Linked DNA regions of Homo sapiens: region 2 is linked to region 1. The links are chromatin contacts, found by Hi-C or POLR2A ChIA-PET in ENCODE. All regions are on one chromosome and are shown on one strand. The core of a region is the stretch at or near the end of the contact, and the rest is flanking DNA. Distances in the headings are between cores, read along the strand shown. Region 1 has its middle 88 kb from the start of C1orf21-DT. Region 2 overlaps C1orf21 (chromosome 1 open reading frame 21).

Region 1 (3,767 bases), core at 931-3,430:
CTCTTTTCCCTGACTTATCTCTCATAGCATAGATTGCTTGGTGCCTCTCAGAGAATTTCCGTTTAACACCCTGAGATTAGTTGGCCTTGTGGCTCTGATCAGTGGAGGTCTGTTTAACTCAAGTCACATGTGGGTATTTTCACTCCAATCATAACGTCAGTTCTAAATCTGTTGGTATGTCACAAAGGCACAAGTTAAAACCCAGGAAAAAACTTGAGCTGTTACTGTTCCCAAGTAGAAACATCCTTAGCAGCTTATCTGAACAGAAGGCCAATCTAAAACCTTGGAGGTTTGCCCAGCCCCGGTTTCCTGTCTAACTGAAAGCAGAGAGCCCAGACACAGAGCCAAGAAGTTCACGCTTGTGGGATCAGCAACCTAAATTTGAGAATTCGGATCAGTAAGACCAACTGCAGCCTGCAGCTAGAGCGGTGCTGGAGTCATGGGCCCGATGGTCCCAAGGGTGCAAGGAAAAACTTATGAGATGACTAAGGTAATTGTTAGGAATGAAATCAAAATACAACTAGGCAAACCAACTTCCCAACTGGCAGAGGAGAGAGAAATCTCCCTGGGATTATTTTTATAGATTAGTCTGCTATCTTTAGCTTCCAGAAATGATTTTTTGCTGTGTGTGATAATGCTGGTACTGACGTGTACCGAGCACTTACCACATTTGTGATACTGCGCTAAACACTTTACACACTTTACTTCAATCATGAGTGATTACAACTCAGGTATATGGACATGATTGAAAAGACTGGTACACAGCTTCAGAGTTTCCATAGAGGGTGTCGTTTTAGCAGAATCTTTACTAAAATGAGCCACCCCTGTCCTTAAGAGCTGTATCACCTCACCTGGCTACCCTGTTTTCTAGCACAAGGTCACCTTGAGTCAAGATGTTCAGTTTTGTTGTCACTGTGCCATGGCCATGACTGTGGGAATAACCCCATCTGCTTACCTTGGGAGATGGAAACTTTGACGAACTCAAGGTCCTTCCCCAGATACTTCCAGCTACTTCCCAGTGATGCCTCCTGCTCTGGCTACCCTAAACCTACAGTCAAACTATGTCTCTCTGCAGCTGAAAACCCCCCTTAATTGCAGTAAACAGGATAACATCTGTGGGAAGAAAGGCAACTATCTCTTCACATGTTGTTTTCTTAGAGGGGAAGCTTTCCTGGATAACCAAGAGACTTCATGTCTCATTGGCCAGCATTTGATCATGTACCCATTTCTAAATCCATCAATCACAGGAATGTGACTGCCGTGTTTATCTTGGACTAATTGGGATCTGCCCCTCAGCCGGGGATAGGGTCAACTTCCCCTGAATCAAGTGAATAGAGGTAGATCCCCGAATAAATCAGAGTTAAGAAGGAAGGGCTGGTGAGACTAGACACAGTAGAGCAGCCATCAGTGTCCTACGCAGGCCTCCGTATTTCACGGAGGTAGTTTCCCTCCCTCCCACCTCATGCCCCAGATGAAGTCTTATTTTCCCTTAAGTATTGCTACTCTAGGTCTGGGTCTTGCTGTTCCCCCAAAAGAAATATCCCTCTTCATATTCCCAACCACTCTTATATCTACCTTTATTACAACATTTACATATTTTTTCACGCCTATCTTCTTTTACACATATCTCTCCTAGTTAGACTATGAGATCATAGAGACCATGTGTTACTCATTTTTAAAATTTCCAGTACCTAGCATAATTCCTGGGATAAAGTAGGTGCCCAATAAATGTTGGATTGATATGATTTGTGAATTTAGTTTATGAAAGTCTATTTCAGCATTACTTAGAATTGGATAGAACAAGTTTGGTTTTAAAAGTGGGAGAAAAAGGAAGATGATAATATTGTTTCATAATCAATTTTTAACCTGCCTAATTCAAAAAAAAAAAAAAGGATGTAAGGGAGCAGGGGTGCTGTGTGTAATGTGCTGTGCTTAATGTTGCTTTTCTTTTATTTCCCACAGCACACAGGACACGGTGGGGATGCAGCATCTTGGACCTCATCCGCCTGTGCTCTAATTCAAAGACAAATATGTTTCCCAACTTGCCCAAGGCTCTGGCAGGGAAAACTCAGATCCCCAAACTCAGGTCGTTCTAGTGCAGCAATAACCAGCTGGGTTTTCAGCAACTTGGATGGAGCCATCTGTGTTCCCAGCCCACATAAAAATATGCACAAGAAGGGTGCAAATCAGCAAGTCCACAGCTTCCAGAGGCCCCAGCTGGGATGTGCCCTCCCTTTGGGGACTAATGAAAGGTAAATCCAGTGTCAAAAGACAGAGGGCCAGCAGCAAGACTATGGAGCTAAGTGAGTCCAGACTCTGGTCCCTTTTCTGACTTTGCCTGAAATAGAGCCCATCTGGCTCCCTGGCCACTGTGCTTGTGTGAAGGGCACTGCAGTGCATGCTGAATGCCTGGAAAATTACCAGAGGTCTCCTGCCTCTCTCTCTGGGGGCACCAGGAACTGGCCACATAGGAACTCTCTTCTCTGATGCTCTGCATTCCTCTGACTGCCTGGTCAACCCTTAAGCTTTCACATAATGAGCCTGGTGAGCCCAGGTGGTCAGGAATAGAGGGGCTTTTTGTGTCTTGGTCTTAAAGAAGGGAGCCCCTCAGATTTTCCCACATACTCCCCCTTCCTTTCCTACCACTCCACATCACAGAAGGGAATTTAGAGTCGTCTTGGCTCTCCGGCTAAGACAGAGGACAGTAGATTCCACATGAAAAGCCAAATTAAATGGGGGTGCTGTTACTCAGCCACCCAGGTGCAGATGGCTTTTGGCAGCCCAGTACTGGGCGGTGATTGAGAAGAGTCTGTCTCGAAGTCATTACAGTTAATTGTCACAGAGTTACAGACTCATCTGCAGGCAAAGAGCCAGCTCAAAATCCCCAGGGAATTTTCAGATGGATTAATAAACAAAATGGCATATGTGTAAAGCAGCTGATTCTCTACAAAGAAATGATAGTATTATTTCTTTACTCTTCATTCCTGGACCCAGGACTATTTTACAGTCTCTTTCACATCTTGGAAGGCATTTGTCCAACAGGGCTCTGAGTCAGGGGAAAGTATTTTCTTCCTTGTTTTTATCTAGTAGCACAGACACTTTCACTATGGGGTTAGTGCATTTTTCATGGCTCCTGGTTCATCTCAGAAAAATGCACATCAACCCAGCCATCCTGTTGACTAAGTGGCATTCACTAAGCCAATATTCCACATAGAAACACTGATGCGGTCTTAACAATGGTAGAGTAAATGGCATCACCACCTGTCTACATACGTAAAACAGGTGCACAGTTGGGAGCTGGAGCCATAGCCTCATTGATATCATAGACAGAAACAGGATCTGTTCAATAGCACTGGTACTGAGGAGAAAAGCAGCACAGTACTGGATCCTGCACATCACTTCCTTTTCCAGTTTCTTTGATTTTTCTGCTAAAGTTTATATGATTACTCCTGAGAAGCAGGAATTGCCTCAGAAAGTTATCCTGCTCTTTGGCATAACCGCCCTGCTGGCTCACCCTGCCCCACAAACTCTGCCAGCCCAGTGTAGAGGAAGAGAGCTGAGCATCTGCTAAAGTCCCTCCATCACCAGTGATCTGTGCCTGAATTTGTCGTTCCTTGCTGCTTGTAAATTTCATTTCCTCTAAGCCTTCTCTATATTACATAGCCCAGAGAAGTACTGGTTAATGAAAAAATGAAAAGCTTGACTTTACAAATGAAGAGGAAAATGCACTCTTTAAAAAAAAAGTTGCAGCTAAGTGAACTTATATG
Region 2 (3,767 bases), core at 446-2,945, 320 kb after region 1:
ACAAAATCACAGGAGCACTGTATGTTCCTCTCTTTTGGAGTTGTGACTTTGAAGGGCCTCAATATTAGCCACACTGCCGCCTGCAGAAGGTGGAGAGTTAAGATGTTCTATGTCAATTTGCTCTTGCCGAAAAGATGAGCCTCGATTTTAAAATCTATCCACATCCAACTGATGGCACCATTGATGTGCAAATAATGAGATTCCCTATCTCCTTTTAGACCTGGGACGGCAAAAGGGAAGGGAAGGAAACTTAGCAGAGTGCTATTGACTATAGATTCACATATTAGCAACAAAATCCCGTAATTCTTTTGGCCAACAGCAGCTATTTTGGGGAGCAGCTGTGGCTGTTACATAAATAGAGATGCAGCCAAAATTTTAGGCCTTTTATCCTGCTTCTAGCAGAAAAATGCAGGGAGAGTCAAGTAGTCTAGGGTTTCAGGTTGCCTCCCCTCATATGGTTTTTGGCCAAGTGACTAAAACAGTTTTCCACAACTGTAAACAAACTGCTAAGCCCCACCTCAAACTTGTTCACTGGGGACTTTGCTTACCGTTCTGTGGGTGACCTTTTCCGGGATTTCTTGTTCTTATCAAGCAAGAATTAAGCACATGCTAAACGTCTTCCATTTGACTTCTCTACTCGGTGTCTCAGACAGTGTCTTCCCAGAAAACCACCACCCTCTACCCAAAGATGAAACATGCTCATGTCATTTTTCTCATGGTCACATTTAACAGTTTTGACATGTTATACTTGCGCATAGATCCAAGCGTTTCTTGGGAACCTGACTTTTGAGTGTTTAATAAAGCCGGAAGTGGTGTTGCCCTGAACCAGCAGATTTTCACCTGGGTTCTGGCTCCGGTGTTTAACACTGGATACATCTTTGATGTGCGAAAGTGAGTTCATCTTCAGACACATTTGGTACATCCAGAAATAGATCCAAGAAATGGGGTGGTTGAGTGGGTCCGCACGAAATGCTTGATTATGTCAGCAACACCCAACACTGTCTGTTTTCCATTTGTTGGTTTTAATCATAAAATTGTCAAGTGATTCGTGTTTGTACTTTATTTTTTTGTGCCTTCTGAAAGGATCTAAAACAAAAATATTTTGCCTTTTTTTCCCCACGTGTATCTGAACATTAAGCAGATTGGCTCAGACACAATGAAAAGGATAATCCAATGTACGTGCTGGTGCACTCTGCTAGTTGTTATCTCTGTAGGGCTCAGGAAGCTGGAAGGAGGAAGGGAGGGTAAGTGGCCTGGTGAGTGGAGGTAGAAAAATGATGAGAAATGAACTGAGAGCATTAAGCAGAGAGGGTTGATAGGCTGGCCGTGTCCGGGGTGAAATTGGAAATCCAGCTGCCTAGTGGCCAGTGGGTGGGGCAAGACTGTCAACGAGATTTACAGCTGGCTTACACATGCCTTATGTCCTCTGAGTTGTAGAGTTGTAAAAGTTCAGCAGTGTGTGCACAGCTTTCTTTTGGTTGGCAGAGATTCAGGATCATGGAGTACTGCTCTCATAATTGAAGACGTGTTTGTTATTGGCAGAGAACCTTAAAAAAGGCCTTTACCTCAGCGATGCTTCCTAGCCCCAGGCTTGCAGAGAACACAGAGTGGTGTTGTGGTCTATTTAGGGACAAAGAAGGTATAAAGTCCAGAGATGAGAAAACTGGGTCAGCCCTCAGAAACTGCAGCAGCCACGCACACAGAAGCCTGCTGGAAGACAGGTCTCTCTCCGTCCACAGTGCCCATCATCTGAGCCTGGGCTGGGATGACTCAACTTAGCAAAGACGGACCCAGGAGGAGTGCTGGTTCTTCAGTCTTTGTACTGGCCCCATCCTCTCCTCACTGTAATGTGAGGAAGCACCTCTGTGTCAGGGCTCACCTGGGCATCCAAAGCGGCCACGCCCACAATCCGACAGCCCCCAGGAGCAGGTCCAGGGATGATGCAGCCCCCTTCTTGGTCCCATGTGATGTCATCCTGCTTTGTTATCTTCTTATAACTTTATCCTGCTATAACTTTATCCTCTTCCCAGCCTCATCCCTGTTTTTCTGTTAGGGCAAGACTCTTCCATAAGCCTGCTAAAAAACAGAGATGATACCTCTTACAAACTTTACCTCATAGCCTGTGAAGCAGGTTGGCATGTGGATTACAAGTCCTGCTTTGACACTGGGCAAGAATTTAAGATTGTTCTATCTCTACTAGTCATAGAAAAGAAACATTGTTAAACATGTTGAGTTTTAAAGGAAGAAATATTTTCAAATTCTTAATCCAAGAAAATACTGAGTTGGAATCTTAGACTTCGGGACTCTGACACGTTCTTTATGAAAGGCAAAATAATTGGTATCTAAAGTTCTCTCCTTCCTGCCTCCCCTAAAGAAAAAGGATATTAGATTGCACACTATAATTTTACATAAGATCTGCCTTCCACACTTCCCTGCTGGAAGGCATTCTCAGAGCTTTATGTCTTCGTACCTCTCAGAGATTGGACTTTTTCTTGTTTAAAACCCCAACCAAAAAAAATAATAAGGCATGATTGGTGGGGAGGGAATGTGTATTTAGGGGCATAATAAAAAGGTGGCTCGAAGCAGGAACTTTGGCCTCATGGTGTCATGGGTGGATGCCTGGACTCCAGTGTGCCTGTGAGGGGCTGGGTTAGGCAGTCGGCTGTCACACTCACATGTGCCTGCAATAAACCTTTTGGAATTTCATGAACGAGGTCTATGAATTGCCTTTTGCCAATGAATGGATGTATTTTTCCAAGGGGGGAATAGTATCCTTGACTTTGGCAGTCACCTTTTTGTATGTCTCTAGAAAGGGGTCAAAAAACTATGGTAAAGATGAGGCTTATGAGTGAATACCTCTGGGACAAACCTTAGGACTCACAAGCTATGCCATGTTTTTCAGGAGACTCTTGTACCTTATCTGGAATCTAATCTTGGGAGAAGAGGAAAAAGGAGCTAATATTTGTCATTTATACTCACTCTGTGCCAGATACTGTGCTAGGCATTTTATAATTGTTTTGTGTCATCCTCATGATAATCCTGTGAAGTAGATCTATTACCCCCGTGTTCTAAATAATAGATCTTAAGTGTGGAATGCATCTATCCAACATAAATGCCCATGTTGAAAGAAGGAAAGATGTCATTCAAGTATTTTTCAAATTCTTTTTATTATGACTATGCCCTTCGCAACACTGTGAAAACAACCCCTGGGGGCATCTGCCTTCCAGAATCTCTCTCTGGCTTCTCACCAGCTTGGTTTCCTCATGGGGAGTGTTTTATTTGGCCTCCCCTATCTGAGCTGCACACACACCAGGGGAGGCCACTGGCTAACAGTAGGACTTCAGTGCCCTGAGGAAAAGGCTTTGGGAATTTAGGCACACGTTTCTCTCCTTGGAATCCTTCTAGCATCTGGAAAAGGAACCTGGTATTTCTGCAGTTAGATACCAGATGCAACCAGAACAGGCTTTCGAGTGCTGTGATTTCTTTCCTGGGTTCCCAAGTCTTGTTGTTTCATCACAAACTGTATCTTTTTAAGGTTAAAAGTCTTGACCTTCATGGGGGTCTGGGACAATCCGATCTCCAAGCATGGAGGAAAGGCAATGCCTGGACCACTGACTTGCATTGAAATCCTTTCTTGTGGGCTAGGGTTTGATGTCTCTTTTTCATCTTTGGACTGGGGATCTGCATCTTCCAGGTCCATTTAAGCACTGAAACTAGATGCAAATCTCTTTCGAGACCTTACATGTTTTAGATAGTCATGTAATGAC

The links. A loop is a pair of places that touch in the nucleus more often than their neighbours do. ChIA-PET counts read pairs that join two places held with the same protein, here RNA polymerase II (POLR2A). Pooled maps may share reads with other maps.
Region 2: a loop to region 1 is called in a pooled map, with 3 times the contacts of the local background. The contact joins two enhancer-like sites. A Hi-C loop is called at or near these places in 2 of 50 pooled maps. POLR2A ChIA-PET finds 5 or more read pairs at or near these places in 2 of 52 experiments (A673 and activated naive CD4-positive, alpha-beta T cell).

Annotation. Positions count from the first base shown.
Region 1 is chr1:184,296,456-184,300,222 of GRCh38, forward strand. No RefSeq gene overlaps it. Among named protein-coding and RNA genes, the nearest start is that of C1orf21-DT, 88 kb to the right of the region's middle. Within about 2 kb of position 2,181, at least 7 of the 41 ENCODE cell types and tissues checked have a DNase peak (open chromatin) inside an H3K27ac peak, as active enhancers do.
Region 2 is chr1:184,620,986-184,624,752 of GRCh38, forward strand. It overlaps C1orf21 (chromosome 1 open reading frame 21), which reads left to right. Exons shown (of 6, transcript NM_030806.4): 6 at 1-3,767. The region is part of intron 2 of LOC107985236 (a long non-coding RNA gene); the gene reads right to left. Among named protein-coding and RNA genes, the nearest start is that of EDEM3, 130 kb to the right of the region's middle. Within about 2 kb of position 1,696, at least 20 of the 41 ENCODE cell types and tissues checked have a DNase peak (open chromatin) inside an H3K27ac peak, as active enhancers do.